Regions from separate parts of the Mus musculus genome. Here all the other regions are linked to region 1. A link is a loop called in an ENCODE intact Hi-C map of the cell type or tissue named here. Cell type or tissue: left cerebral cortex. All regions are shown on one strand.

Evidence for each region. Hi-C counts contacts between places; a loop is a spot of excess contacts. Peaks named below come from ENCODE experiments on the same cell type or tissue, not always from the same donor. Only the 100,000 strongest peaks of a DNase experiment are listed, where the experiment ranks them.
Region 2: a loop joins it to region 1, with 2.2 times the contacts of the local background. A loop is called at or near these places in 2 of 42 quality-filtered maps.
Region 3: it touches region 1 in a loop (2.7-fold over the local background); 2 of 42 quality-filtered maps call a loop at or near these places.
Region 4: a loop joins it to region 1, with 3 times the contacts of the local background. A loop is called at or near these places in 2 of 42 quality-filtered maps.
Region 5: a loop joins it to region 1, with 2.3 times the contacts of the local background. A loop is called at or near these places in 3 of 42 quality-filtered maps.
Region 6: a loop joins it to region 1, with 5 times the contacts of the local background. A loop is called at or near these places in 2 of 42 quality-filtered maps.

The regions. Positions count from the first base shown.
Region 1 is chr12:70,694,074-70,699,073 of GRCm38, reverse strand. No RefSeq gene overlaps it. Among named protein-coding and RNA genes, the nearest start is that of Gm32322, 2.9 kb to the right of the region's middle. In left cerebral cortex, a CTCF peak has its summit at 2,666; DNase peaks (open chromatin) are centred at 1,347, 2,632, 3,516, 3,665 and 2 more places; H3K27ac peaks cover 2,740 bases.
Region 2 is chr12:70,896,289-70,901,288 of GRCm38, reverse strand. Frmd6 (FERM domain containing 6) reads right to left here. Exons shown (of 14, transcript NM_028127.3): 13 at 3,856-3,947; 14 at 1-1,905. The coding sequence ends at 1,621. Among named protein-coding and RNA genes, the nearest start is that of Gm32664, 4.6 kb to the left of the region's middle. In left cerebral cortex, CTCF peaks have their summits at 2,594 and 3,624; a DNase peak (open chromatin) is centred at 3,715; H3K27ac peaks cover 200 bases.
Region 3 is chr12:70,775,752-70,780,751 of GRCm38, reverse strand. No RefSeq gene overlaps it. Among named protein-coding and RNA genes, the nearest start is that of Gm51973, 31 kb to the right of the region's middle. In left cerebral cortex, a CTCF peak has its summit at 2,369; DNase peaks (open chromatin) are centred at 2,218, 2,723, 3,022, 3,847 and 1 more place; H3K4me3 peaks cover 314 bases; H3K27ac peaks cover 2,000 bases.
Region 4 is chr12:70,542,150-70,547,149 of GRCm38, reverse strand. It overlaps Gm32219 (a long non-coding RNA gene), which reads right to left. Exons shown (of 4, transcript XR_872795.2): 3 at 4,978-5,000; 4 at 2,563-3,256. Among named protein-coding and RNA genes, the nearest start is that of Gm32219, 9.0 kb to the right of the region's middle. In left cerebral cortex, no CTCF peak of the experiment used is centred here; a DNase peak (open chromatin) is centred at 1,946; H3K27ac peaks cover 1,196 bases.
Region 5 is chr12:70,907,507-70,912,506 of GRCm38, reverse strand. It overlaps Gm32664 (a long non-coding RNA gene), which reads right to left. Exons shown (of 4, transcript XR_381658.4): 2 at 3,909-4,032; 3 at 3,532-3,688; 4 at 2,727-2,911. Gm46355 (a long non-coding RNA gene) reads left to right here and starts at 353. Exons shown (of 2, transcript XR_001780623.2): 1 at 353-749; 2 at 1,757-3,054. Gm10457 (a long non-coding RNA gene) reads right to left here and starts at 620. Exons shown (of 2, transcript XR_003950189.1): 1 at 1-620. In left cerebral cortex, CTCF peaks have their summits at 1,258 (motif pointing right) and 2,086 (motif pointing right); DNase peaks (open chromatin) are centred at 1,270, 2,100 and 4,162; H3K27ac peaks cover 26 bases.
Region 6 is chr12:70,806,045-70,811,044 of GRCm38, reverse strand. No RefSeq gene overlaps it. Among named protein-coding and RNA genes, the nearest start is that of Frmd6, 17 kb to the left of the region's middle. In left cerebral cortex, no CTCF peak of the experiment used is centred here; DNase peaks (open chromatin) are centred at 2,873 and 4,456.

The DNA of each region.
Region 1 (5,000 bases):
CAAAGGCTGTCTTTAAATGGCCAATCATTTTATGATTTCACTTCTGCCCCTGCCCTTTAGGTTTCTCTCTTTACCTAACAGTAACCGTCTGTGAGGCGTGCGACTCAGAATGACATTGTTTGTCTGCCATTCAATACCCCCAAAATGTGAGGCCAAAAACCGCGGTGGAGTTTCTGATATTTAGGAAGAAACCATTTTACAGAAGAATCCATTTTACAATTTAATGTGTGCTCTTTTATGAATCACTAAGAGGTGTGTTTAAACCACCTTTAAAATCCTGCTAAATAACACCCCCGAGGGACGACTAAATTAAGAATTCCATCTTTGTTTCTGTGGGTGAGTCATGTGAACATGACCTTTATTCCTGGTACATTTAAGATGATAACTGCGTTTAGTAGTGCTCATTCTCTACCCCACACTTTCCACTGCATTCTAAGTGAGTCTGCAGTGCTGCTCAGAGAAAACGCGATGCAAGGATGTGGGCTTATGCCAGATGCAGCCACAAATACGAATTTTGCAAAGCTAAGAATTTATGAGACATAAATATCACTTCTGCTTTTTTACAAATTTATCTTTTTGAGTTAGAAAAGTTTGAGAAACAAAATTTTTTTTCAGGGCTGAAATAAGAAAGAGCTGACCCACCACAATACATAGTAAACTTCTTATATACAGAGACACAAAGACAGGAGTGGGAAGTGAAAGAGGGGCGTAGGTTGTCGTCTTTGTCCTGGCCTAGCAATATCTTCTGGAATACCTACGAGGCTTGCACTCAGCATGTATTTCACAGAAAAGAAAAGGAGTGAGACCAAGACTGTCTCTGAAGTGCACGGGGTGAGTCACTGAACTTGACACCTTTCAAGGTTAATTCAGCAGATCACAGTGTCTCAGAATGGAAAATCTGCTTTCTCAGCTTTGGGCTGGAGAGATGGCTTAGTGCTTAGAAACTTGTATTTCTCAAACCCAAGCAGAGGACTTGAGTTTGGCTTCGGCACTAGAGCCAGGCAACTGACACCCTCCTATGACTCCAGCTCCTGGGCATCTATCATAACTCTAGCCTCCTTAGGACCCCCGGTCCCCCCCAAAAAAGACATGTAATTAAAATAATAAAAACCTGCCCCTTCCTTTGTTTGGAGTCAAGAGTTACTTCCTGGCTAGAAGTTTTATGTTGGGTGTTCTCAGTCTTCCCGTTTCTAACAAGAAAACACTGCTTCTCTTCATGAATGTGAGTGACAAAGGCCCTTTATTTCGGAGCAGATTCTCTATGAGAAGACACGATACTCGTGTCTATTGCTTCTGGGGAATCGAGGACGTCATGTTTCATGTTCCCTGAGATATAACTCAGCATACCCGCTAGGAGGGTACGCAGGCAGCAGTGCCTCCAATTCATGTCCTTCCGTCTTACATCAGTGTTTTACATTCTGCTATAATAAGAACATTCTAAAGTCAGTAGACGTCTGCGATAGAAACACCTTGGCAGTTCTACTCTACTATGCTGATGCACTTATAAAAACCAACCTGATAATGTCTTATAGCGTGTAGCTGTGTCAGGGTGCAGCTCTGCTGATTGCACACATCTGTATAACCATAGGCACAGTTAACACACAGACTGTTTCACCATCCCCAAGAGGTCTCTTGGACTCACCTCCTTGGCACCTTCAAGCTGACTACTTCCAAAGATTTGCTTTCTGTTTCTTGTTTCTGCTACACTTTAAGTTTTTTCTTTCTTTCTTTCTTTCTTTCTTTCTTTCTTTCTTTCTTTCTTTCTTTCTTTCTCTCTCTCTCTCTCTCTCTCTCTCTCTCTCTCTCTCTCTCTCTCTCTCCCTCCCTCCCTCCCTCCCTCCCTCCCTTCCTTTCTCTCTCTCTCTCTCTCTCTCTCTAAGAGTTTTTATTTTAATCTCTCTTCTTGTCTTTGTCTCTGACACTCTTGGTCTGCTTCTGTCTATCTATCTTTGTCTCTGTCTGTCTATCTCTGTCTCTTCTGTCTGTCTTTTTATCTCTGACTCTTTCTCCCTTTGTCTGTCTGTCTGTCTGTCTCTGTGTATGGGGATGGGGTTCGCATACACACAGAGGTGTGAGCACCTGCAGAGAGCAGTGTCAGGTCCTCTGACTTAGAGTTACAGGCATCTGAAAGCCACCTGATCTGAGTGCAGCAAACTGAACTCAGGTCCTCTGTAAGAACAGTATGTACTCCTAACCACCATATGTCTTTTTTTGGACATCATAAATATTCAGTCTTTCAGTCTATTTTTTGTCTAGTCTTTGATCAGCATAATGTTTTTGAAACCATCCACGTGGTATATATGAACCGTTCACTCACTTAAAATGCTGGCCTTAATCTCATTGCACAAATATATCATGTGTTGTATATTCATTCATCTTTGATAGACGTTTTTGCTTGTTTCTAGTTTGAGGCTACGAAGAACAAATCTGCTGTGAATATTCATGTTTAAAATGTCTGTTTCCTATGTGTATTTTATCTTATATTTTATTCTTGCTGAATAAAGTACATGGAGTGCAACAGCCGTGTCATCACAAAGAGACATTTGATCAACTTTATAAAGGCACTGCCTACCTCTTTCCCAAATGGCTGCACCACTTCACCTGCCCCCGGACAGTGCATGTGAGTGGGAGTGGCCAGACGTCTTTTCTAACTTTGGCTGTTCCTGCGGGTGTTTAAACTGCTCCTAGCTGTGGGTGTCTAGCGGTACTTCGCTGTGCTATATAATTTGTGACTCCCTGATGACTAATGAGGCTGAGCATCTTCTCATGTGTTTTTTGGTCACTCACACAGCTTCTTTTAGTGAAGCATATATTCAGTTCTTTTTGGCCCATGCTTAAAATAGGTTATTGGTTTTTATATGATTTAGTTTCAAATATCCTTTTTGTATCTGGGGACAGTTCCCTTGTTAGATATGTTATCGGTATTTTTTTTTCTCCATCCTGTAATTTACCTTTTCGTCTTCTTAATGAGATCTGTCCTAGAGCAGGAGTTTTTGAATATTACTCCTTGGTGTGTAGTAGGGATAACTTTACAAATAAGCTCTGTGAGTGAATATACTGGATGCTGTTCATGTTCAGTACCGAGGACAATCACAGGTCATATTTTATAACAGTTAATAAAGGTTCTGTGGCCCCTGTGCTTACTAATCAAATATCTTGTCAGCGATAAGCCCCCCACCCCCAACCTTATGCCACGAGGAATCTCTGCCTCGATGTCTCCTTTCATCCCCTTTATAGCTCTCTCTAATGCTTCTCCTTCATAGAAACTCTTGGGTATACAAGATGTCCCAGCAAAGTCATCTCATCACAGTGCAAGGGTCACCGTGCCTTTCCCCCCACCTCCCAGGGGGAGAAGTAGTCTTAAGACTGTGGTTGTTCTGGAATTCACTGGCAACAGGATCCTCCTTCGTATTAAGACTTCAACATCTCTTTGGCTGTCAAAGAGTTGGAGCCCAGTGACTTTGTTCTGACTCAGATTCCAGACATAGTCTATCTTACTCATGTCTGTCAGCAAATCTTTCTAACTACCATATCCCATGCACAGAGCCAGAAATGCAGGGTCTATGTAGGGTAGCATGTGTAGTCTCATATAGTCTATAGCCAGTGCAACAGTGAGCACCCTGAGGACAGGCCTAATTTACTCATTCCTCTGGCTGTTGTTCGTTAAATGGAGCATAACGCATACGTGATTGTGTGCGTGTCACAATTGATGTGCCAGAGAGGCAGCTTGCTTGAGTCATTCTGAAGGGATGTGTTGCTTTCAGAACCACATGACCACATGGCCTGGCTCATTAGAGCATTTGCTGAAACAGGAATTATATAACCAAATAGCCACAGTCAACCAGGGGGGAAACAACGCTATGGTGGCAATGAGGTAATCAAATCTCCCAGGCTCCACCCAAGCAGGAAGTCAGTTAACACGCAGGGTAAGGCTTGTGTCATTTTTGACTCACACTGGTTAAAATTTCCCAAAGTGGGAGAAGAATATTCTGTATGTCAGAAATGATAAGGGTCATCAGAAAGACACTTTAGCCCCTTAGATTTCATTAGAGAGAAAACTAATAATACAAAGAAGGCAGGTCCACCACGACAGCCACCAGCATTTAATACAATTTGTGGAACAGTTCCACACACATCTTCACACTGGGTCCTTACAACAACCCTGGAGAGGAAGCCGCAGGGAGTGTGGGAATACAGAGGTTCCTTTCGTGAAGCTGGTGTTAAAGTCATGAGTCTCTATGTGTCTGACCCTTTCACGTCTACTGTCAAGTAATGTGATATTTTGAAACTATAAAATGGACCCACAGTTACATTAAAAATATTTTATTAACTTATGTGTATAGATGTTTTGCCTGCATGTATAACTATGTAATACAGGCCTGGTGCCCAAGGAGGCCAGAAGAGGGCATCAGAATCCCTGAAACTAGAGTTACAGATGGTTGTGAACCACCATGTGGGTGCTGGGAATTGAACCTGAGTTATGGAGATGTGCGGGCAGAGCTCTTAACTGCTGGTCCTGGGTCATCTCTCCTCCCCCACAGGATTCATGGTCCTGGGAGGGGACTCTTTACTTATGAGCTGCCCAGGATGCACGGAGACATCTAAGTCTGTGCTTCTCTTTCTCCCCCGATTCTTAATACATGCCCTTCTTCTGTTGTGCCTCAGGGTAAGATAAGGTATCCTATCGCTAGAACGTCTTCATGGTACACTCTTCATCACAGGAAAGAAGAATCTTGTCAGATGCAATTGTAGCACAAAGCTTCATTTTATTCTATGGGCGTGGGGATGTTGGAGGCCATGGGGCTGCAAACCCTTAAAATCCTTTTGTCTCTGCAAACCCAGATTTTAAAAGGTCATCTGAACATGCTGAGATGATGTTTTTTCTCTTATGTGGCCAAACTTGACATAATATTTTATGTCCTATTTCTAATGTCATACCTGTCCTGAAGGATCCTCTTGTCTTAGTCATTCTCAGAGGAGTAATGGGGCCTGGGAAATTG
Region 2 (5,000 bases), 200 kb before region 1:
CGGGCTCTGGGACACTGACCTAGCCAGGGGGAAACACTGCTATGTTCTGCCTGACCCTACATCTATTTCTTCCTTACTTGGAAACATAAGTTTGTACAAAAATATGAGTTTCTTTAGAAAATAATACATAGTCTTCTTTTTAATAAAACCTGGCAGATAGCAAAAATGGAGTATCAAAATATGGTAAACAAATGTTGTAAAATACTAAATCATTAAAAACATCTCCTAGAAAGACATTGTGCTATGAAGTTCTCTCCTGAAGGGCGAGCAACGTCTTCAATGGATATCAAGTTGACCAAACTCATTCTCCTGGCTTCATTATACACTGTAACAGTAGCAGGCCCTGTCTTAAAAGTGGCCCATTCTCTATCACTAATATTTTCTGTATACTTTTACTTCAAAATGAATAGAAAGACACTCTTGGATCTCCAATCCTACTGTGCATTACTGTCTCAACCTGGTACACTTTAAATCAATCTCCCAGCCACAGGAGACTGGTTTAAACTGGCCTGGTGGGACCCGGGCATGTTTTAAAAGCTCTCTGGACAAGTCTATTATGCAATCAGGGTTGAGAATCTTGGCCAAAGGCACACATGGAAAAGTCACTCTTAACTCTACATTTATCAACTGATTGTCTGTGTCTAAGCATCCTTGACATTAAACAAGAAATTCTATGTGTGCAAGACATATACTGAAGTCCAAATGAAGAGTCACTAAGCTTCAAACACATAAACACACAGAGTCCCACGTATCTAGATACGTATAACATATACATACAGTAAGGGTATCTTGTTAAAGCAGAAACTAGCATCACCATCTGTTGGCCACCATTAAAAACCAACAAAGGAAATACAACCAAACAAATGTCTTCTGAGACATTCCCAATGGTTGTTAACATACACCAGCTTTGTAAACTGCAAAATGTACCATGTCACAAGCACAGGCCAATCCCAGAGCTTCCTGGGAAGGTCATGGAAGAACAAAACAGCGGACAGAGCACTGTCCATTTGTGAAGGAGCCCAGTGTCCCGGCACACGCCTTCTGGACTCTGAGTGGGGCTTCCATCTTCCATCACATACACATCTTTGGCTAGAACATAAGACTCCCACCAACTTCAGTGTTCATTTCGGACCAACCTCTGTGAGGCAACAATGGCTATGTACTAAGAATGGCTCTCCAGAAAAGAAGAGAGAACTCCCCTTTGTCCTCCCCCTCAAACCGTGCCTCATGAGGAAGTGGCTGAAAAACCCATAAGCAAACAGATAAGCCTATAACATCTTTCACGTGATAAACATAAATTTGAACCGGAACACAAGAGATGAACAAACACACTGCAGTCTGACAGTCTGAAATCTGGGTAAAGCTGGAAAGCACACTTCCTTCCAAAGGGGCAATAGACAATCTGGGCACTTGTCTTCCTCTTACATTCTCTGTTTCTTTTACCTCTGCATAATACTTAAAGTGCAACTGTCCCAAGGCTTTTGTTTCCATCTCGAATACTATAAAGAAAAAGCTAAGTTTGGGGTGAAAAAGTTATGGCACAAATAATGTGTAAAGACCCTCAGACTCCACAGCCTCCAGCAGACAGCGGCTGCCCGCAGGGCTGCCCGCAGGGGCGACTCAGACGACGAACTCTGGGACTTCGTCGTGAGTAAGGTCCAGAGAAAAGTACTTGCTGGCTCTTTTCACTGGGAATGCGTCCTGTATGTTGACACACTGCTGAGCCAGGCAGCTGTTGCAGTAGAGACCGCTCTCATCCAGTTCATGGCCACACCCAAACGTGTAGCTCTGAGCAGTGTCCTGACACAGGCCCGCGATGCGCAGGAAGTCTTTCTGGTACAGTCTGATGTCGTCAAGGCTCAGGCTATGGCGATCGGTGGAAGTCTTTGGTTTTCGACATATCGTCTGCAAGATAAAAGAAGGGTGAGAAAAATGCAATTATGGATCACGTGAGAAGGTAACGTCTCTGCCCAGCAGAGACAGCTGCTGCAAACCGTAAAATGTCAAGTAGTCCTTTCATGTTAGAAATGGTTTTCCAACCCGTGCGTGCCCTTCTTGGGGAGTAACTCTGAGTATATCACAATGCCTGAGGCAGCTGTGTGGCGATCCTCCTAGTGTATACAGCCAGCACAAAGTCAGGTGGGCCACACTCCTAGCATTTGTGAAATTGAGTGACATGAATCAGGATAGGGCAGTTCAACTTGCTAATACCTTTCCTGCTTGGGTCTGTTAATATTTTAATAAGAAATGGAAAAGCAATTATCACTCAAGAAACATAGCTTGAAGAAGCAAGTTTTAAAGAGTCCAGGACATAAAGTGTTCTGGCTGCCAAAGGCTGGGAAGAAATTGGGGCTTCAGAGATGGCTTAGCCTTAGTACCGCTGCTCCTGCAGACGAGCTGGTAGACCTTCAAGCACTCACAGCACTGCTCTTAGCCACTCATGATTCCAGTCTCTGGGGAATGACACTCTCGTCTGGCTTCTACAGGTACCTGCATGCGTGTGCACACACATGCACATACACGCACACAAAAAATAATTTTTGAAATGCAGAATAAAAAAAGCAGCAGTTTGTGGTCACTCAAAGAGGTCCTGTGCTACCAAATGCCACCAGTGGGTGGCCGGCGTTTTGAACTCATGATCCCGAGTGGTCTTGGTGGAAAAGAGAGAAGTTAAAAGCTGACTCAGGTAATACCACACATGGGAGATGTTACTGAGCAGCCGAGAAACTGGACAGGCTAGTTTGCTGGTTAGCACGGCAAAGGACATCTTGTTGGGAAAAAGACACCAATTTGCTAGACACAAAAGTTATAGGAACACATTTTGCTACAAAGTGTCACATTTGAGTGACATCAGCTATTCAGAATAACCCCTTTAACTTGCTAGTAGTCTCCCCAAAGTCTCAAAAGGATCTCAGAGGTGAAATTATTTGGGCATTGCCACAAACCCTCAAGGCACACAAATGGCCAAGAGTTGTAGGTTTGGTCTTTTATGCTCAGCTGCGACACCTGTGATGTCCAGGGATGACCGTGTGCAGTGCGGCATACATGGGCTGGCAGAGCTGGCCTCTAAGTTTCCATGCCATACATACTGGTTAATACTGGGACTTTTAGAAAAATATTTAGTAAATGTCATTTTCACAGTATGGCTTCTTTTATAGAAGTACAAAAAATGGGTATTAAAAAAAAGTAGAGGTAAAAGGTAGAGGAGAAAGTAAGAGGATGCCAGGGAGAGAGAGAGGGAGAGAGAGAGAGGGAGAGGGAGAGAGAGAGAGAGAGAGAGAGAGAGAGAGAGAGAGAGAGAGAGAGAGAGAGAGAGAAAAGAAAGAACAAAGAAAGAAGGGGGAAGAATATAATACATTTTTAGTGTTGAGCCACTCAGTGGTCACAGCTGGCAGATAGTCCAGCAAAGCACACTTTGGAAATTCAATCTGAAAGGCAAAGTGGGGTAGAAACTGCTCTTCAATGAGCACACTCAAACAGCAACCTTTCCTTTTCACCTGCTGAGGCGACCAGTCAGTCAGCCCGGAGACACACCACACAGACACACAGACACACAGACAAAGACACAGACATACCTGCTCAGGTGTACATACTCAGTTAACCAGAAGCCTGAAGACCAGAGGCTCCCACCCAGAGGGCGCTAGAGAGAGCGTGCAATAACATACAATTTATCCAAATCAAAACCCAAATGTAAGTGGAACTAGCTAGCGAAATGAAAAAAGTCAGCAGACAGTGAGGATGTATGTCACGAATCCTTTCCCTCTGGCTAGTGTTTGCTCATTTGCATGACTCGCAGTCTGACGTAAGTAGGCCTGTTACTCTAGCTGCTACAATGAAGGGTTCAATCCACAGTACCTGTGGAAGGGAGTCGGTGCTCTGTCCACGCAGCCTGACAACCGTTTCCGAAGAGCTGGAGGTGGAGGAGCCGATTTCTTTCACAATTAACCCTGAGGTAAAAGAGAAAACATGGTGACCTCCTCACACCGCTCTCCGCATTCTCTAACAAGTACCACTACCAACTGTGAGCACTGCTGAGGCCTCAAGTGACTCCCCGGTGGGAGTGGTGGCTGTGCCTCACAGCTGGTGGTGCCCACTCCTTAGCAGGAAGCAAGGGACAGCTAGGACGGGGCGGCTGGGGGAGCGAGGTCCAGGAGTGAGCCATTTATAATGTTAGATGCAGGTCTTAGCTGTAAAGAGGCCTCTTTACCCCATCTGCAAGACTCCCTTCTCTCCACGCATCTCGGAGTGGAGCACCAATATCATCTAGTTTTGTTTCCACGTGGACAGATGTGGGATGCTGACCTCTGCAGTCAGATGAGCCAGGACTGGAATCTGCCCAGATAATTAACCGGTTGTGTATCCAGGCCAGTTCTTAATCCGTCCCATATCTCATTAGCTTCCTTTTATATCCGGGCTACTCTCAACTAGCTTTTCAGGGATGACTAAAGAGTTGTGGCCCACAAGGGTTGGGCGCTCCTGCTGGTCAACAGACCACTGTGACCTCCGCCCCCACAGCAGACGCCAGTGGGAAGAGCCTAGGATGCAGAGAGACGCATGGAGAATTGAGCACTGGGTCTCAGAGGTCAGCACAGCCTCTGTGCTGCGAGGAAACCTCAATTTTCAGAACTAGAAATCTAAGGCTGACATTCTGACTTTAGCATGTAAGTGATGTGTCTCTCCAAAAAAATGTTTCCAGCTCCAGCTGGGTATCAGACTGAACACCACTGGAGTTTTCATTGCCAGTTGATGAAACAAGTGAGGACTGGCAGGACAGGCATAAGGACAATTGCTTCAGAGGGGCGGGGTCCCCCACCTTCCAGGAAGCTTTTACTCAGCCACTGCTAGCAGCCCAAAGCCTAGCACGCACCTTGTAAATACACAGAACGCAGTGACTTGTGAAGCTGCTTCTGGCTCACACACCATGGTTTAGAACGCTTGGGTGACGATCACGTTTGGGCGTGGTACACACTGCACTGCCAGAAGCTTGCTCTATAGACTCA
Region 3 (5,000 bases), 82 kb before region 1:
CAAAATCTGCCGTAGAAAAGACATACATGAACCAGGGAGACTGTCTCAATAAAACTTTATTTATAAACACTGAAACTGAATTCCATAAAGTTCTTATATATGTCATAGAATAATATTCTTCTTTTAGTTTTTTCAATCATTCAAAGACTGCAAAAAGTCCTCTTTATGTGTGGATCACTATAGCAAGTGGCCCACTCATACTGCAAATTATCCATTCATACTAATGAGGTAATAATATACCTGTATCTAGCCACAGACCAAGCCACAGAGTTAGTAAGGATTCTCTCTTCATCGTTCTTTGTTCTGGACTTGACACCCTACACCCACACCCACTCACGTCCACACCTACTGTCCCCAAGCCTTTCCATAGTAGGTGGGTCATCCTTCCCAGGTTCCCAGGTTCAAAAATTGTCTAGCATGAAGGCACACACTTGTAGTCTCAGGAGGTTAAAAGCTAACTTGGTCCAACCTGTCCCCTAAGAACCACCTTGCACAGCTGGGAGTGGTAGCACAGGCCTTCAATCTCAGCCTTCAGGAGCAGAGGCAAGAGGACAGCTCTCTGTGACCAGCCTGGTCTACATAAAGTTCTGGGTCAGCCAGAGCTACACAGTGAGATCTTATCCCCAAAGCAAACTAAAATAAAATGACAAACATGACTTTTCTTTTCCTTAGTCAGCTCTGTTTCTTGGAGTATCTAATTATCTTTCAGGAAGTCATTCACATCAAGGAGTGACTGGTAGGGACCAGCTATCGTCTGGGAGTTTCCACTCTAAGAATATGTAGTTATGTAACTAACTGGATGTTGAAGAAGTCCTTTTTGAGCACAGGATATCCAGCTGTTTATCCAGGAAGGTGATTTTGATGCTGTGAGTCTGGTCAAGAAGGTTAAGATAATTCCGCTGCCAACTGTTTAGCCAGGGCAGCAGAGCACTAGTGATATAAAGGAAAGGCCAAGTTCAAATCACAGCTGGGCAGTGGTGGTGCCTGAACTTAATTCCAGCACTCGCAGAGGCAGGGGCAGGTGAATCCTTGTGAGTTGGAGGCCAGCCTGGTCTACAGAGCGAGTTCTAGGACAACCAGAGCTATACAAAGAAACCCTGTATCAAAAAACCAAAACAACAGAGAGAGAGAGGGAGAGAGAGAGAGAGGGAGGGAGGGAGAGAGAGAGAGAGTGTCTGGGACAATTCTCTACACACTGTACCTTGGGGACCTTGGTTTCATATCCCCAACTTAAGTGGTAGCAGACAACATTAAAAAATTGCCAATATTCAACATGCATGGTACCATGTGAACTAGTGGCTATAACCGTGTCCTCTTGTAGAGCTGGCAGGAGTGGATATAGTCTAAGACACTCTTGCTCCCTTCTCTTTGGCTATTAGATTATTGAATCACTGGAATCCAGGATGTTAGACCTTCCCTAGGCATCTCCTGCTGGAGAGGGAAAACCTGAAGCCCAGGGGCCAGCCAGAGGAGGAACTTTTCCCCTGGAGAAAGGTTCACAAGTTGTTAGATGATTACTGGTGAGACGTGAGCTGAGACAGTGGTGGGCGGGGATGGCCTCTGGGCCATGTATATCTCTTGGCTTCTGTTTGAACCTAACTCTCCTGTTGCCCCTCTTCTCAGTGTGGCCACATGCAGAATATCCCCCTTTTCTGCTTTTCATTATTCATGTTTATATAAATTGGGTTATTGAGGTTAGGTGGCTGGATCTGGCTTATTGGGGCACTCTCCTGTGAGCCTAAGTCTGATAACATTGTCCACTTTGCTTAGGCAAGGTGGGGTGATGGGAAAAGGTTTCAGCCATGCCACTGACAGGAAGATTCCGGGATGACTCACTCAGTGGAGGACAGCTGCTGGGGAGGAGAGTGGGAACGGTTTTTCTCTTTACTTTAGTGCTTTTTTGGTGACTAACTTTTCAGAGTCATAAAGTGAGTAAATCATTTCTTCCTTTTCAAAAACATTAGCATATAGAGATAAAGTGAAGTAGACTCCAGTATCGTGGATAATGGCTTTACAACATCCTCAGGGGCCATTGCTTTTATCCAAGTGTCCCTATTTCATGGCTTTACATGTGCATAAATGATCAAAGAAAAATTCTTTTTTTTTCTTCTTTCATTAAGCAGCAACCCAAGCTTGGAGGCAGTTCTCGAACCTTTTAGTAAATTTGCAGAGATTTGTCAGGCTCTGAAGTAAAGATTTGAAACTTCTGCAAGGATGCACTCACCCTTGGGGTTGGGGGTGGGGTGAGCTACCCAAAATGAGGCTGCAAGTTTCCTTCCCAGAAAGACATTTTAAACCCAGGGCAAGAAAATGCCTCTCTAAGTTGTCAGGAAAAGGTAGCCCTGGGGCACCCAGTGCTTCCACCTAGGGGCTTTGAGCCAGATAACTTTCCCCAGCCATGAGATTTCCTTGGGTGTGGGGAGTACTAGGAGTGGGGGTGAAGAGAAGCTTGAAGCTTCACATCTGCGCACCCCAGTTACTTCAGGAAGTCAGGGGTGAAAATACACCTTATCTCTATGTTCTAAAAATGGCTGCCAGATAGCTTTTTCTTTAATCACTCAATTTTCATTTCAAAGCTAAGTGTTAATAGGTCATTACAATAATATGCAAATTACTAACCAGAATACTGGCAACTGCTGCTTCTGCCAGCCCTTGACATTGCTCTCTTCATCTGACCATAGTTCCACTTCAGCTGGCTCTCTGCCTTTGGCCATGGCCAAGGTTTGATGATTCAGAGAAAGGCACACTGCTTAGCTAATTAAAATCTATACTTTTTTTAAATTATTATTTTAAAGCAAAACACTTTTTCCTCCTTATATTGTCAGGCAAGGTTGAATGAATACAACTCTCTTTGTGAAAAAGCTAAAAATAAATTCTGGGCTTAGATGTTATAGATGAAATTGCTGCTTTAAATTCTAAATTGCAGAAAAATAAAGGCTTCCTGGTGAGTTTGTGACTTAGCTGGGGAGGAGTAGGCGCTCTGCTGTTACTGCAGCCCTTGCAAACCGAGCAGAGCATGGGGGCTTGAGGAAGACCCAGAGCCCTTGTGCTAAAGAGCAACAGAAAGCTATGCTGCCTTCGGGGATTGTAATTCTACATCTATCCCAGCCTTCCCTACCCTGCCTGCACCACCCTGCAAGAGTCAAATGGATTTCTTTAGTCAATGGCAAGGGAGTATTGTGATTCCTGTTGATAAGTAAAGTATGTGCCAGTTCCTCGTGTTCTTCTGAAATACGGTACAAAATGGAGAAAAAGAAGTCAAGCCCCCAAGATTCTGCACATCTTTGCTGCCGACTGTAGTAATTGTCTGGGTCCAGGGCATCAATTCCCCTTGGTAATTCAAAGGAGGGCTTTCTGAAAGGGGGAAGAGAAGCAAATGTGTTTTCTTTTTTTGTAGTTTTTGGGGAGAAATCAGAATGTTGTAATTAAAACTTAGAAAATCAACAGTGTGACTTTGGATTTATAAAGTTCAAGTTTGTGATTTCAAGCTTTCTGCTAACTCTGTAGGAGCCTGAATTAGATGGCTGGAGATTGGTCGCTGATCCGAGAAAGGTAGAGATTACCGGTTCTCCATCCCAACCTGGGAGGACCTGGGGCCTTGGTCTGACATCACACCACTCAGAGGTTAGATTAGTTTTCAGAGGGCACGGAGGGCAGAGAAGTCAGAGGATCTCAAAAACATTTGCTTCTGCATTTAAGGAAAATAATTTACCCTGGGAAGTTGTCATCATTCAGGACCTGACCACTGGGTCAAGCCAGAGTGGCGGAGGAGGCTGTACTGCCTCGGAGAAGTGGCAGGGTGCCAAAGGGGCTGCCAGAGCCTGACTCGAACGCTGTGCCCACATAGCCCACCCACTGCATCTGGGTTGTTCTTAGGGCGCTTGCGCACTAACTATGCAGGGTCTAGGTTTGGCTCTGGGGCCGTGCTCTCGCTGTCTACAGTTGCTGACATGATTTCTGTCTGGGGTCTGTGTGCTCGCTGTCTACAGTTGCTGATGGGATTGCTGGCTGGGGTCTGTGCGCTCGCTGTCTACAGTTGCTGACGGGATTTCTGGCTGGGGTCTGCTGTTTTGGTTTGCTCAGCTGATTGCTTTCCTCTATATCACAAAGCTATTTTCTCTCATCTCTCTTTTTAATGTGTTCATTGCCAAGGATCGAAAATGGGAGCATTTTCTGCTGGAGAGAAAGCCTTGGAGCTATAAAATGGCTTCTTGTTCTTTCTTCAAATTCCATATGAAAAACAAACAAAACAAACAAACAAAGTCGGGAGAAGGCGGCAGCTATCTGCTTCCAGAGTCAGCTCTGTTCCCAGGCCTGTTTCTTCCTACACTCCAGCAATGTTTCCAGGACCAGATTACAGCTGGTCCCCATGCTGGGCTAGCCCAGAGAATGCTAGCGGACCTGGGAACTGTGTACTTAGAAGCAGAGCTTCTTAGAAACTTGTTTTAGCATTTCTTCTCTCATTAATCTTTCTGATGTACATCTTACTGTATGCATAGAATGTTCTAAGTAGCCCCCATTCCAGAGTTCATCTACTCCTTACACAATCCTCTAAATTAACCCTTTATCACCATTGTACAGACCAGGAAAAGGCACAGAGAAACCCAGCCATTGTCCAACGCAACCCCACAGCATGGGGAATGCTGTCTTTCCTTTGTATGACTCCTGTATTCCAGCCAAACATGAGCCCTAGTTCTTCTGTCCCACGCCTGTGCTCATATCTTTTCTCTGTGCTGGTAAGTCCTTTTGTTAGTTCTATATTGTCTGAATGCTATGTAACTTTTCATGGTCAGAGGCAGACACTGCCTCCCCCAGATAGCCTCTACTGATTGCCTTCAGCCAGAGTCATTCTCCTTATCCTAAAATGGCAAAGCACCCAGTTTACCGTGGAGCTCAGGGCTACATTCTTCCCTAGAGTCTAGTGCTGTGCGCATGCGCAAACCTGATCTTTGTAAACACAAGCTAAACTTTCCCTGAAGGCTCTGTGCCTTCGACCTCAC
Region 4 (5,000 bases), 150 kb after region 1:
CTGAGGCCACCGTTCACTTGGCCTTCCCAAATCCACAGTGCACTTCACTAATTCATCAGTCCATCCGTTCTTGTAGAGCCCAAGTTAGAGTTAGCACAGTGGATAAACGACATCACACAATCCGAGCCAGCCCGACAAACAGTTGCTCATCTATCTCTGAGCTATGATTGTAGTTTCTCTCCATGTCATGTGAAGATTCTTATCTTATGGCATGGATTTGTCTCAGTGGTTTCTAACTGATGAACATCACCAGAAATGAGCACCATGGCTTCCTAGATGCCAACAGTACATAGCTACAACCCTATGGCATCTCTATGCAGACTGTGGAATGACCCCACCAACAAATCACAGTTGGTCTTGACCTCATCCCACAACTGAATGAAGCTTTAGTGCCAGCCTTTAAGGCTCTGTGACCCATCACTGACTTGTTGCGATTTTTCCAGAGCATATCTTACCAGTCTCATTTTTACCATGGATAACTGACTAATTCCACAGCATCAAATCTTTCCCTACTTGCTAGCTTCTATGACTACTTCAGCCTCCGGCCCAGTTCATGAATCCAGGCCCTCTCTGTGAGATTCCCCAGCCCATGACCTTGAGTTAACTCCATATCTGGCTCCAGTCATATTGGGACTGACTGACTGAGTGCCCCTTTCCCCTGCCCAGGCCCTCTCAGCCAGAGCACCACCTCCCTTCTACTTCCCATCAGCCCCCAGCCATCCATCTCAAATGCAAACTCTAAGCTGGGTCTCTCCAGCTGTTTCTAGGATGTGAGTGGTACTCAGCTTTGGATTCCCATGAAACAATATCTTTTCTCCTCCTGAGAAGCCATGGAAGAACACAGTCCCTGCTACTAAAAAAAAAAAAAAAGCAAACAGCTCTCCCTTGTTTTCTAAATTGTTCTTCATAGATTTCTGGGGCCCTTCATGGTTCAGCCCATTTATTTCATACCTTCCAGGACATCCCTTCTCTCCAGAAAATCAGTACCTCTATGATTCTTGAGAGCACACTCCTCTTGCTGGGAACACCTTTCTTTTTTGAAGACCTTAACCCTGTCCGTCCGTTCTTCACTATCCGTCTTATGACCCATCTCCCCCATGGGCACTTCAGGTTGTGTTTTTAACTAACATTTAGCTTTTACATCAAGCAACTTAGCCCCCAAGCCACATGTCACTTCACAGGAGATGCTGAGCTTCAGGGTGAAAGTCCTCTGAGGCTAAACACGTGCCATATGCCCTGTGTGCTTCTCACCCGTGATGTCACAGGCCTGCAGGCACAGCCAATAGGACTGAGCTCCTCTTCCATGGCAAAGGTGCCCAGCAAACCCTTACTCGTCCGTGTTCCAAACCATTGCACCTCTGCATGCACCAAAATTTGTTTACCTATCAGGACCATTACAGCCTCTTCTCTTGGTAGAAAAACCCAAAGCCCCCAAAGGGAGTTTTCTGCGAGACTTCCTTCAGCAGGGGAGTTAAACATTTGATACAGAGAGTCAGGGGTCTTTTCTTGAATAGTGAATTGGCTGGCTGATTCACGGGTCTGGGGTGTGACCTGACAAAAATGGCGGGCCACAGGGACCTCATTTGCCAGATATAATCTGCAAAGGGTAGGATGAAGGCAGAGAAGGGGCATTCCCCACCCCCAGGGAGGTCTATCTAGCCACAGTGGCTTAGATTCTCCTCCACCTCTTCCCTGGTTAGAGTCCAAATCTGGTTACCAAATATCTGGAACCTTCAGCCAAAAGACCATTTGGCCTTGAAGACTCGTTTTTATCTACAGGGATCTCCCTTCCCCAGGCCTCCACTTGGCCTGCCCTCATTGGAGGAACTGAACAAACACAGCCAAGCTTCTCCCCACCAGCTGCAGCCTTGGGCTTGCAGGCTATTTTGACTCCTGCTATGAATCAGAATGGAATTATGAATAATTTGTAGGAGGCTTGTTGCGTCTTGTTCCAGCCTTTCTTTAGCTCAGCTTTCCTTGTTTGGTTTTTCAAGTCCTCCAATGTCTGATTCTTCTAAAGGCTTCGGGGGTAGCAAGCTTTACAGGGATTCTGGCTTCCCCGGGTTGATGTCTCAGCAAGCCCTTCCATTTGCTGTGCCACGTGTGGATAAGGAAGGGAACAGGCAGGGCCGAGGACAGCCAGGCATCTCTCTGACAAGCAGGTTAAGTGTCTGTGTGTCCTAGCATGAGCATACTGAGACCAGAGGCCAAATGGTTTCCCACACCCATTTCTGCAGCCATTTGCACGCCCATCTTGCTCACTCACACAGACTTTATATGGAGAGCAACTATTAACCAAGTTGGGGGGAGATGTTTAAAATACATTTTCCTCAAAGAAAATATGAAACAGCCAGGCCCCAAAGTGACAGGACCTTGTACAAATGATCATCTATACATAATCAGACTCTACCTCGGGAAGTGTTTCAATAAAATAGGAGACGTACCCTCTCCTGAGACGCCTCTAACGGAGGGCTGGGTGCTCCTGAGAGCTTTCTGGCAGGAGAGCTATCCCACAGAGATCTGCTTGTGTTTCCTCTGAGACAACCACGTGAAAGTGCAAGGTACCGTGAAGAAAAATACAATTTACTATCTGCTCTTCTTCCCCTGAGGACCTCAGGACCTCGCTTCCACCCTGGGGTTCACAGGAATCCTGTGGGGGCGGGGAAAAGTAATGCCTCCTGCTCCCTGCAGGTGTGCGGGAGCCCGAGCCAGGCACAGCGAAGAGCAGGAAGACTGAGCATAAACACACTGATGGGTGAAGGAGAGGGAAGCGTGCACACCCATTTTCGTATGGGGGGGGGGGCACACTGGACCCTCACAGGCCCTAAGGAAGGACCTGTGCATCAGGCCGATTAGCAAGTGTGAAATTCTCTTTCAACTCCCCCAAGCCTTAAGAGAGTCATCTTCCTGTACCCCCGGAACTTGACAAAGCCTTTTTTTTTTTAAATCAGGAGTCTCCCTTTGAAATGATAGCTGCAAGCATTTACATCCAAAACTGCATTAAACTTGATCCCTGTTCAGTAAGAAGTCAGAGGAGAAGAGCATCCATACAGAGCGTCAGCCTTGTGGGTGTCATAGACTTGCTGGTCCCACTCAGTCCTGGGGTCCAAGCACAGGGGAACAGCAGGCAGCCGGGCCAGTGGTGAAGCATAGTTCTGGATGAGACCAGTGTGCTGCGAATCTGACTGTGTCACTTTCTAGACATCGTTGGGACAGCTCTCTTCCTGCTCAGGCTTCGGTTTCCTCTTATCTATAGCTGAGAAAATGATAGAAACTCCATCAGGGGTCATTATAAGAATTAATTAGGACTCTATGTTCCCTCCTAAGTAATTTTATATATGTGATTGTATGCTGTTCCTCACAATAAGCCTTTGAAGAAAGTCCTACTGCCACTCACATTTTAATGAGGAAACGGAGTTACAGAGTGGCTACTTGCCTGAGGTCACCATTCAACCAGGCTTCAAACGCAGAGCGTCTGACTCCAGGGCAAACCCGAACACTCTGACTCCCCTCCCCAAACCCCTCTATTTCTGGTTCATTATTGATATTCTGGTTGCTTTATTGATAGCTGCTAAAGCCAAATGGATGGTGGGTGTTGGTGAACTCTTGTTTTTTATCATGAAGGTATACTGGGCACTCGGCCAAGTTACACTCACTCTCCTGGTGCTAGGGCGTGAAGAGGGGAGGGTAGTCATGCAGCCTGTGTCTAAGGAACATTTGCTATCAAGAGGGAGGGAGAGGGAAGGAGGGAGAAAGAGAGAGAGAGAGGGAGGGAGAAAGAGAGAGAGTAGGAGGGAGGGAAGGAGACTTGCAGGATAGAAAAGAACCAGGTATGAAGGGAGGACAGAAGGCAGAATTGGTGGGGACCGGAGAGAACTGAGAAGTAATGGTGTGCTTTGAACACACTGAAACAGTCCGATGTCTGCTCAGTTTTTGTGATAAACTGAACAAGGCCTGGGGACCTTCAATAGCAAGCCTAGTTCCTCAGCAAGATGTCTGGGAAGGCTTAGGTTTGTGACCCAGCCCTGCAGCCTGCACTGCCTGCTCTGCACCACCGTCTGCCTGAGATGTAGGTTGTTGCTGCTAGCTCTTCAAGAGCCCAAACGCTGCACTTAGGAGCCTGAGTTTTATTCCCTGATGAATGGAAATACCCACAATGCCCATCGGTTCTGAGTGGACAGGAGGTAAATCCTGCTGGTATCTCTCTATCTGCACACCCCCTAGCTGTGGACAGGGCACCAGTGAACTAGGTTTTTCGTTTTCCTTTATGCAATCAGAGCATCTGGAGGGGCTCTCCTGCAGCCCCTGCTATGTCCCACACACGAAAGGATCAAAGCCCTGAGCTAGTCTTCAGACTATAATTTAAGATAATTAAGGTTTTTTTTAACTAAATTACATTTTAACATTTCATAACAGAGCTGTCAAGATCCTATCTATCAAAAAACTCTATCAAGCAAACAAAAGGGGGGCTAATTATATTTTCAGACACATGCAGCCATCACTCTGTGCAGTTCTCATTAAAGACTTCTGTCTTCCTTCACACTCTCGTTTTCAAATGTCCTTCATCTACCCCTCCCACCCCTGGAGTCAGAGACTCCACACTCTTAAATAAAATAATGGGAAGTATGTCAGGGCAGTGTAATGAATGCTATGGCAGGATTACTCAGAAACAGGTATTCTAGTTACAATGGTATCAATAGGAAAGCTCTCCTACTTGGTTCGGGCATTGTGCCTCACAGATACATTCTGACTAGGGCTGCAGAAAAGGTGAGCATGCTGCACTCCTCAGATGGGAAAAATGAAGCCAAAAGCTTCCTACTTGAAGCTGAATTTACCTTCATCTCATTTCCGTGAGATTGTTTGGTCTAAGATTTCCTATGAGATACCCAGGGAATACTAAATACCTGAATAGTTCATTCTTTTCACCTCGCCCCCTAAGCATTAGAAAATAGTTATACTGATAAAACTGACTCTTACCTCAAGACCTCCATGGTGGGTTA
Region 5 (5,000 bases), 210 kb before region 1:
AGTGAATGTTGTGATAATGATCTGAGGTGCTCTAAATACAGGGAGGTAGAGGTGACTAGCAGGTATCCAAGGCTGGGGGCTGGGGGGTGGTATGGCTAGGCTCCCTCTGTACTGGGAGACGGCACTGGATAGGTGCAGTTCAAACCATGAAGTGGTTGAAGTCAAGAGATGGAAGTCACGGAGGGCAGTCTGGGAGCAGACCTGGGAAGGGACCAGAGATGCTGCTGGTGGAAGCCAGAAGGGAGACTGGGGGATGACCTTCGAGGTAGAAAGAGCACAGAAGGGCTTGTTGTCATAGCAACGAGTGACAAGAGCTCCCAAAGAGGAAGCATTCGCTAACAGGCAGCGTTCCATCACAGTGTAGCCTGGAAACCTCCTCAAGAGTTTGGTAATGAGGAGGTTGCAGAGGCAGAGGGTAGCAGGTGAACGGGAAATGGAGTTGAGAAAGCAGAGACGGTTGGGATGGATACCTTCTGGGACTGTACGCTAAAGGGAGGATGGACAGATGGACAGAGGGCAGAGAGTCTCTTCTGCTTCTGTGTTTTGATTGTGTGTTGGTTTAAAAAGGAGATCTTCTGTCATGGACTGAGAGGAGGAAGTGAGTTCAGGACATGAACTGAAGGGCGTCTTAACGCGGGTGAAGGGGCGTGGTCCTAAATGGTAGGAAGAGACAGGGCAGCAGTAAATGGTGACTGCAGGTGCGCATGCAACATCGTGCAGGGCAGAAGAAAGAGCGTCAAGATGGGCGAGTGAGTAGAGATGACTTTTGGTTTTTTTTTTTTTGTTGTTGTTGTTTTGTTTTTTTCGAGACAGGGTTTCTCTGTATAGCTCTGGCTGTCCTGGAACTCACTCTGTAGACCAGGTTGGCCTCGAACTCAGAAATCCGCCTGCCTCTGCCTCCCGAGTGCTGGGATTAAAGGCGTGCGCCACCATGCCCGGCTAGAGATGACTTTTAAAGTGAGAGGGGGGAGAGACGTGGTAAGGAGCTCTGGGTACTCTCGCAGAAGACCCGGGTTTGGTTCTCACATGGTGGTTCACAGTTTTCTCTAACTTCAGCTCCGAGGATCTGACCTTGGCCTTTTCTGGCCTCCATGGGCACTGAAGATATGTGTTACATTTGCACACATGCAAGCAAAACATACCCATAAAATAAAAAACAAATAAGCCTTAAAGTGAGAGAGAAGTAGATGCAAAGCAACCGAACAGAGGCACAAAGACTGGAGGTGAGGTACTCAGAGGGTTCTAGTGACCACCAGAGGGCAGTGTGGACCGCAGTGTGAGCACTGAAGGAAGGCTGACCGGGACCGGGGCTAGGTGGCCTTGGGCAAACAGTCTGATCTTCCCTGAGACTCTTTCTCTTTTGGAAAATGAGGACTATAAAAGGACCTCCCTCAGCTGGGCAGTGCCCTTAATCCCAGCACTCGGGAGGCAGACACAGGTCAGTCTCTGTGAGTTTGAGGCCAGTCTGGTATACAGAGTGAGTTCCAGGACAGCCAGAGCTACATGGAGAAACCTGATCTCAAAAATCTAAAACTAACCAACCAACCAAAAGAACTCCCCTCCCAGAAGTGCTTCATGTGTTAAGTAATTTCTTCTGTGTGAATGTGACTGGTAGTGGAGAGAAGCCAGCAGGAAATCAAAGCGCTAAGCCAAGGACAGCCTTTGGGTTTGGTGTCTTTCTCTGCTTCTCACAGGTCTGAAGTTGACTCCGGGGTAGAGGGCCATTCACATATCTTTCTTTACTTTGTCCTTCAAGCATCCAGCCTAGTGCTGGACTTACAGAAGGCCTTCAGCGGTGTGTTAGGTAACTGGCTAAATGAACCACACACAGTCACCATCTACCTCTCCAGACTCCTGACTGGAAAGAGCTCACTGCAAGGGCACCATCCTGACCTCTGCCTTCACAACCCAGGAGTCACCAGGCCAAAGGATGGCCACACAGGACCATGGAATCTATTCGCTGATACAACCTCGTTAGCTAGTCCTAGGCTTGGCCAGGGCCGCTGTGAATGAAGTTCAGGGGGCGTTTCCAAGCCTATCATTTATACATTGACCCCTGGAGCTGCTCTTGTGCATTACTCTCTTCGACCACCAGAGGTCAGGCTGCAGTCAGAACAGGCAGGGCCCAGAAAAGCCCAGCTCTGACTGAGGTCCTCCCTGCCCCGCAGGGCAGTTCATCTAGACCCACCCAGGCTTGCCTAACACCCAATAGTGACAGCAGGATTCCTTTCCTGTTTGTCACCGACGTGAGCAGAAACAAAAGAAGCTACTTGCAATCTGATTACAGCTCCAGAAAACCGTTCCCCTTTCCCACATATCATGCTTGGGAATCGCTCATCTGCCAACCAAGGAAGTGAGGGAGATGCTCTAAGAGCCAATTCCTTGCTTTGCTCACCGTTTGGAAACACAGGGTGGGACCAGGAATCTGTACGCCATGCCATCGCTGCCTCTGGTTTTGTTCACCAGTCCTGAACAGTTAGTGCTGTGAGCGACATCTACCTAGGGCTGTCTCTAAGCTGAGCCTTTGACTGGGGTCCTGCCCAAGACGGAATTATGGTTTCCCTCAGGCCTGTAAACCTCAGAATGTGGGGTTCCGGGAACATTTGAAGACATACAATTGCATTTGGTCACATAAACACCTAGCCGGGATGAAAGAGAATTCTCACTGTCCGGTGCAGAACGAAGACCACCTGGAGCCGTCCGCCCTCCCCACCCACCCTCAGTGCTCAGCGTCTTCTGATCACTTCCGAGAGCTGCTTTCCTATTTCATCCGATCTGATGTGCTTCTGTCTTCCCCAGAGCAAAACCATCTTGTACTGCGCTTCAGCTCTCTGCTCAAGATAATCCTTGCTTGTTGTCCATCGGTGAGGAAAACTCAATGCACAGCACGACCACCCTGGGGCACCAGCAGCTTCCGAGGATGGAATTGGAGGAAAGTTAACACCGAGTAGGCAAAATCCATCCTAAGATCAGCCCCACTCAGAAAAACAAAACAAAACAAAACAAAAAATGTGTAATTTAGGATGAATACAAGTCTCTTCCTCTTCTTGTTCATCTACGGCTAAGTTTTCTACCATAGCCAAACGTTATTATAGTCACTTATCTAAATCCATATGTCTGCTGTTCTACATATCTGATCAGAAGCTGCATAGGGGTGCATGTACACCTGGTCCAGTAGGGTTTCCACGAGGGGTCAGACGGGTGCCTGTATCGCTGCTCTGGTCTGCACCCCTGGAAGACTATGGTTAGTACGTCTATTAGCAAGCTTTCTCAGAGCCTACACTGTGATGATGTAAGAGGAGACCAACCATCAGAAAATAGTAAATAAATGGGTTAGTGAGTCAGAATTGGAGGTTAGGACAGGTGCTATTGACAAGCCTCTACAGGGTAAAGACACAATAGAAGCCAGCTTTAGAACTGGAGGGCTGGCGAGAACTGTCAGAGTAGAGGCGGGAGCGCAGACCAGAATGGAGAGATGGATCATAGGAAGAGTGGAGAGGGGGAGACGTGTTTGTGATCTACCCTACTCACCTGGCTTCCTGGCACGTGGCTACAGAACTTCCACTTGTTGCTAACTTCAGCATTAATTGGGCACCTTTCCTATGCCAGGCCCTGCACTAATTAGGTCCTTGGGATGCCGTTGCAAACGAGGAGGGGAATGGTTTCTGAACCTACTCGAACAACTTAACTGCAATTTTTAAAGAACAAAGAAAGCTTTGTTAATCTTTAGCATCTAATACATTCATCACTTCACCTTCCCTGATGATCTCTGCCCCTCCTTTTTCACACCATCACTCCCTGGAGATGACTGGAATGAAAAAATGGCAATGACCTATAGGAGAGTCCCTACCAAATAGCCCCGCCCCTACTGGGGAGCTCCGCCCCCTACCTGGGAGCCACGCCCTCACCTTCCGTGGGCTCCTGTGGCACCAATACATCACAGACAGAGGTGGTCAGGTCCCCAGTTTAAAAGGCAGAGTTTCAACATTCATCCCAGGCTCCTGGGTGCAGACAGTTCCCTTTGCATCTGAACTTGGGGACAGAAGAAGAAGATAAAGAACTCAGAGATGGCTGCTTGGGGCTGTGGCTCGGGTGTGTATGTTTAGTACCAACAGGAGTCTGAGAGGAGTTGAAGGCTGGATGGGTTTCATGGTCCTTGGCAGCACTCCTCCAGGTTCTGATTGGCTCTTAGAAAAGCTCCCGATGTAGCTTCAGAGCCTCCTTTAGATTTCCTAGCCCTTGATCTAGGGTGGGCTGGTTCACAGATTTCTGGTGAGATATCCTTTCCCTCAACTCCAGGCACCGCACCCTCTGTGTCTACAGCCCCTCCCTCTGAATACAGTCTCAGCTTCCACTTTTTGTCCTTAGCCCCCAAGAGGCTTGAAGCTGAAACTGGAGGCAGAGCCGGCCCCAGTGCCAGGTGGAACAATTGACTTGGATCCTCTTAACAGGGGCGCTGGGTTACCAGACACCCATCTGTTGGCTGTTCTCAGTGAGGAAACTCAAACCAGATCGCTCTCAAGGGCATCAGCGCCACGCTCCCCTGCCTGCCCAGAAAAGGGAGCCGCCTTACCTTCTGGCACCTTCCTACTAACAACTCCCATGTGGCCCCTCCAGGCTTTTCATTAATATCCCAGCACCTCGCTGAATAGTCCGAGTTCACTGCCAGGAAGCGTCTTTGGGCCTCTGGAGGAGCTGCAGCCCACTGGGCTATGCATCCGTCCTATCTTTTCTACCCAAACACAGCAATACTTGCCGGACAGAAGCCATGTCACCACCCCATCAACGCCACCCTTTCCAGGAAAGCGAAGCCACTAAGAGCAGTTCAGTAGTTAGTGAGTGAAATAAATTTGATCTCTTTAAAAAAAGAAAAAAAAAAAAAAAAAAAAGAAACAACAACAACAAAAACATTGTATCCAAGCGGTACATTTGCATAAGTTAAGAGTCAAAGACACTACTAGGCACCATTTCCACACAGCAATGATTTCAACCCACAGTGT
Region 6 (5,000 bases), 110 kb before region 1:
TTATATTCTCAAACCTTAAAATATGCTGCCTCACAGTAAAAATGTATTTAAGACACTAAAGAAGTGAGAGCACTTGAGTTTTCCTCTAAATATCCTTTACAAACAAAATAAAACAAAACCCTGTGCAACTGGGAACACTGATTGACACCTAAGGATTTTGTTTGCCTGTAGCTAGGTTCCCATCATTTGTGATGTTAAAGGATCCAAGAACAGGACACAGCCAGACTCCCTGCACAGTACTGGCAAAGAAGCTAAGCTTACCACTGAACACAGGTTAGTCTCTGTTCGACGAAGGACAGTTGGGAAACTATTTTCAGACCTGAAAGGAACTTGCAGATAGTCTAAGTTAACATGTTCATTTTGTACAAGGGAAGCAACTAGATTACTCTACTGGATCAGGAGCAACCAATGTGCCAGGGCCTGTGTCTGGTTTTCCTCACTGCATTCTTTCAGCTACACTAAGTTACAAGTTACATCCAGATTCACAAGAGAGAGACAGGATTTTCTACTTTTTTTTCTCTAGGGGTTTTTTGTTTTGTTTTGTTTTGACTTGCTAAAAAGCTAATAAATTAATCTTTTAAATTTTCCTTTGTTTTTAAGAAAAGGGGGGGGGGGAAGGTAAATGAAATGTGTTTGGATTTCTCAAGAGGATTTGAATATCATGAGTTTTTCATTTCCTACAAAAGGGGCCAAGCCCAGCAATTTAATTTTCTTAGGCTAAGAGCTTTGATTAAAGCCTTCACCTTGACAAATAATTAGTTTGGGGAATAGGGGAATAGAGATAATTCGGAGATATGATAAACATCCATTCATTTATTCAAAGAGATACTCACTGCATGCCAAATATGGTTGAGACACCATACTAGGTCCAGGTCAGACACACATCATTACAGCATAGTCCTTTCCCTTGAGGGGAGAGGTCCCTGTACCTCCATTTCTCCTCTTAGCAAAGGGGCTGTGTATTTATTTATTCTGGCTTCACTTAAATTAGGTGGATGTCTTCCAAGCATGGTAAGAAGACTATGTGCAGTCTACCATATGTGACAAGATACAAATATTTTTAAGTGATAGTTACGCATCATTTTATTGTATGAAAATGTACTTGTATATTCAGTGTGGTTATGTATTCATTTAAGTGTGGGAAAACTAAAGCAGCCCACATACATATATTAAATAATAGTAAGCATAGAGGCACTAGGCTGCAGTGTTAGCTCTTGCAATCTACTTTGCACTGGCCATACAAGCTGCCGTGCTTAGGCAAGCTCTCTTTGTTTCATTTGGGCTTTCTTCTTGGGGACAGTGTGGGCTGCACTCAGGGTCCCATGCAACCCAACCTCTAAGTCTTCTGCTCTGACATTTCATACACATGAGGACACAGAGGTGACACAGAGAGGACACAGAGTTTTAAGACTACAGAGGTTTGAACTCATAGCGCAGACTACAGGTGCCGACTTTCTCCGTCCATCCAACAATCGTTTATAAACATAAAGCAGGTGTGGAGGGGGAGAAGGCATTCAAGATACTGCTTCCGAAAGTCATTCTGCACATGGACTACCTAGCCACTTTGCTGTTAGTTCCCAGCCTTTCCGTTCCTTCTCAGGACCTTGGTTTTTAGGTCCAGATGTGAAAATTGATTAGAGTTATTATCCGTACCATTTGATTTACCATGCTCTACTTGTAAAAACACAGCATTGGTTTTTTTTATTATTATTATAATTCTATGGTTACCTTCTAATTAAGGCAGATAATTACTCACTTTCTCATTTTTTAATTCAAAGATGTGCAGCTGTGTTTGTAGTACAAACAGCAAACATATCGGAAGTAATCATCGGGAAGAGGCTGTGTTAGTGACTTGTTTAGTGAGATGGTTGATCTTCGAGCCGGCATCTGCAGCCTGCCTCACTCTGCACATCTGTGCAATAGATGGGCTTCTTGTTGCACCGTGGCTAGCTCACACACTGACATCACTGCTTTGTAGGCTCTTGATGTGGGCCCAGACTGTGATGGTCAGATAAGGTATATATAGCCTGTAACAGGCTGGACGAAACCAGTGCCTCAGCTTCCCCAACCAGAAAACCATGAAGTGTGGAGAGACAGAGAATGAGAATCAGTAGACTCCCTCCCAGCCCAAGCACCGGTCAAGTTTATTTCCTAGATTTGGAGCTAAATAAATCAGCATTTATAAATTTATCATCGAGTCTGGAGACATGGTTTGATGCTGCTCAAGAATGTGTTCTGTTTGGTACTCAACAAAGAATTCACTCAGTGTTTCTCAAACTTATAAAGGAGTTGGGGTTGCTCAGCCCATAAGATCCTCTCTTGGGACACAGTTTGGGGGCAGTTTGATCTATGCCACATCACTACCTTTATTAACCTCACAATAACAACTGTTTTAGCAGAACAACTTGAAGTTTCTCTTCAGTCCTTCCCCTCACTCTTAGGCCCCAGTGTTAGCTAGTAGCTTTGTCCAATTATTCCTCTTAGAAGGTAAGTGCTATTAAGTATACAAGATGAGCCAAGCTACAAGACTCTGCCAGAGTTGGGACTTAAACATAAAGTCCTACAATTTAAAGACTTTAATTGTTAAACACACAAATAATCCTCAATTACCGGAATCTGCGTTGGCCGTAATATCAAGAAAAAGTTACTTCCTAGTATATTACTCATATTCTTCTTCATATTCATCTTCTGTCCCTTCTCTCACAATCCCAAACTAAGCATGAACAGCCCCCGACTTGATTCTGTAAGGAATAGGGGAGCCAATCAAACCAGAGAGCCTACGGAGAGTGCCTTCGCCCCAGAGAGGCCACATAACTTCTTCCACGCACACCATCCCTTCCTAGAGCCACCACAGAGATGCCAGGTGGTGGTGGGTGGCAGTGACATCAGTAAAAGTTCTTCCTACCCGAGGGAAGCAGAACTATTACTCAAAAAAAAAAAAAAAAAAGTACCAGTTTAATTCTGGAGCCTCTTGGTTTCTCACCTTGGGTGGTAAAAATGGCTCTACGGCTTTTCTCCTGCACTAACTGGGCAATGAAAATGTCTTCACAAGCAGAAATCCCACTCCTCCACATTCCCCCCCCCCCCCAGAGCCTCCAGCTGGACTCTCCGTCCTGGGGGCTTGAACTCTGCATCACGTTCGACATCAGAGAGTGGAAGTGAGAAATCCCGCACCACAAGATAACTGCTGTCTATGGGAGGGATGATAATAGGCAATTGAGAAGCCCAGAGCAGAGTTCCCTCAGTTGACATTTACATGTGCTTTCCATTAAAGTCCCCCTGATCCTTAAGATTGTCCTGCTCTGTTTGTTTGTTCTTGGCATAGTGAATTCCAGCTTGGAACTAAATGCTGTAGGATTGAATCTCAGCTTCCCTCGCTATCTGTGTGACCTTTTGTGATTTAGCTGACCTCTCTGTGCCTGGGTTCCTTCACTTGGAAAATGATGATTATAACAACACTCTCTTAGGGATTATAAGTTTTGTGTTGTGGAATGTGGAAATGTTCATCTCCGACTTTCATCCAATCTCATCATCTGAGAAGAAAATCAAGAACAGACTATTTCCTTGATTCTGTTTTCTTTGAAATAACAACACGGGCTGTAAGAATCTTATGTTGGTGTGTAGAAACAGAGCAGGCCTTCCATAGAGAAGCAACTGACCAGACTGCAGGGGGAAGAACCTGCCTCCAGCGTCTCCTGTCCCCCTTAGTCTCTGATTAAGCACACTTTTTTAACCTGTGTGGTGTCATGTTGATGAATGGCTGTGTGCCACTGTACAGGCTTGCGATCCCACAGGGTGAGTATCATTAAAAAGACAGACACAAAGACTTGCAAGGCTATGGAGCATCTAGAACCCTCCTCATACCAGACTAGCAGGAAATCAAGTTAAACCTATGATATCATCCAGCCAAAGCCTGCCTGTCTGTCTGTCTGTCTGTCTCTCCCTTCTTCCCTCCCTCCCTCCTTCTCTCTCTCTTTCTCTCTCTTTCTCTTCCTTCCTTTCTTTCTCTCTTCCTCTCTTTCTCTTTCTCTCTCTCTTTCTTTCTTTCTATTTTTTTTGAGACAGGGTTTTTCTGTGTAGCCCCAGCTATCCTGAACTACCTCTGTAGACCAGGCTGGCCTTGAACCCAGAGATCTGCCTGCCTCTGCCCATGGAGCACAGTGATTAAAGGCATGCTCCACCACCACCCAGCTTGTGTGAGTATTCTTAGGGGCATCATTAACAATGCCAGTTGGAAAGGGAAGTCTACTCAGAATAAAAAGAGCACATAGCTGACACTATGAATGAACTTTAAAGCTGCTGTACTCAGTACAAGAAGGGAGAAATAAATGACAGAACACGAGTTCATGAAACCGGAATGGAAACAGAGTATATTAGAGTCTGCCACGGCTTTCAGTAAGAGACAGGACTGACTAGAACACAGTCATGGGGCACATCTGCAGGATATTGGAGTTGTTCCCAAACTGGATTGTGGTGGTAATTATACAACTCTAAGAAGTTTCTAGAACATTGCCTTGTGTAAATGTATGATGTTACAATTATACTTCCAGTTGCTCAGAATGTCTTATGCGCTTATCATTCATAACGTCCTCCTTATCAGTTGTATCTGTCATCCGAGCAGTGAGCGAGCTCACCATCATCTTGTCTTCCTAGAAGTGGACACTCTCCATCTTCCAGTTACTTTCTAGCTCTGCAGGTAATGACTCACGGGCTGCAGCCTTTAAACTGAGTTAAGCCCAGAGCGGCAAGAGAAACAGAGACAGAGTTGAGTGATAACTAAGCTCAAAAGAAAGGACACAGGGAGCAGAGAGCTGCCAGAGCCACTCCTGGTCTTTAACATCAGTCTGGAGATGGCAGAGCAGGTGCCACCTGGCCTGCTTTTTGAGTCCCGGTACCCACCATGTCTAGATGGCACTTCCTATCTTGGCCTTACAGCCTCTCTCTGTCCCCTCCTACCTTTGATTTGCTTTGCTTTGCAATGATCCTCTACGGTCCAGGCT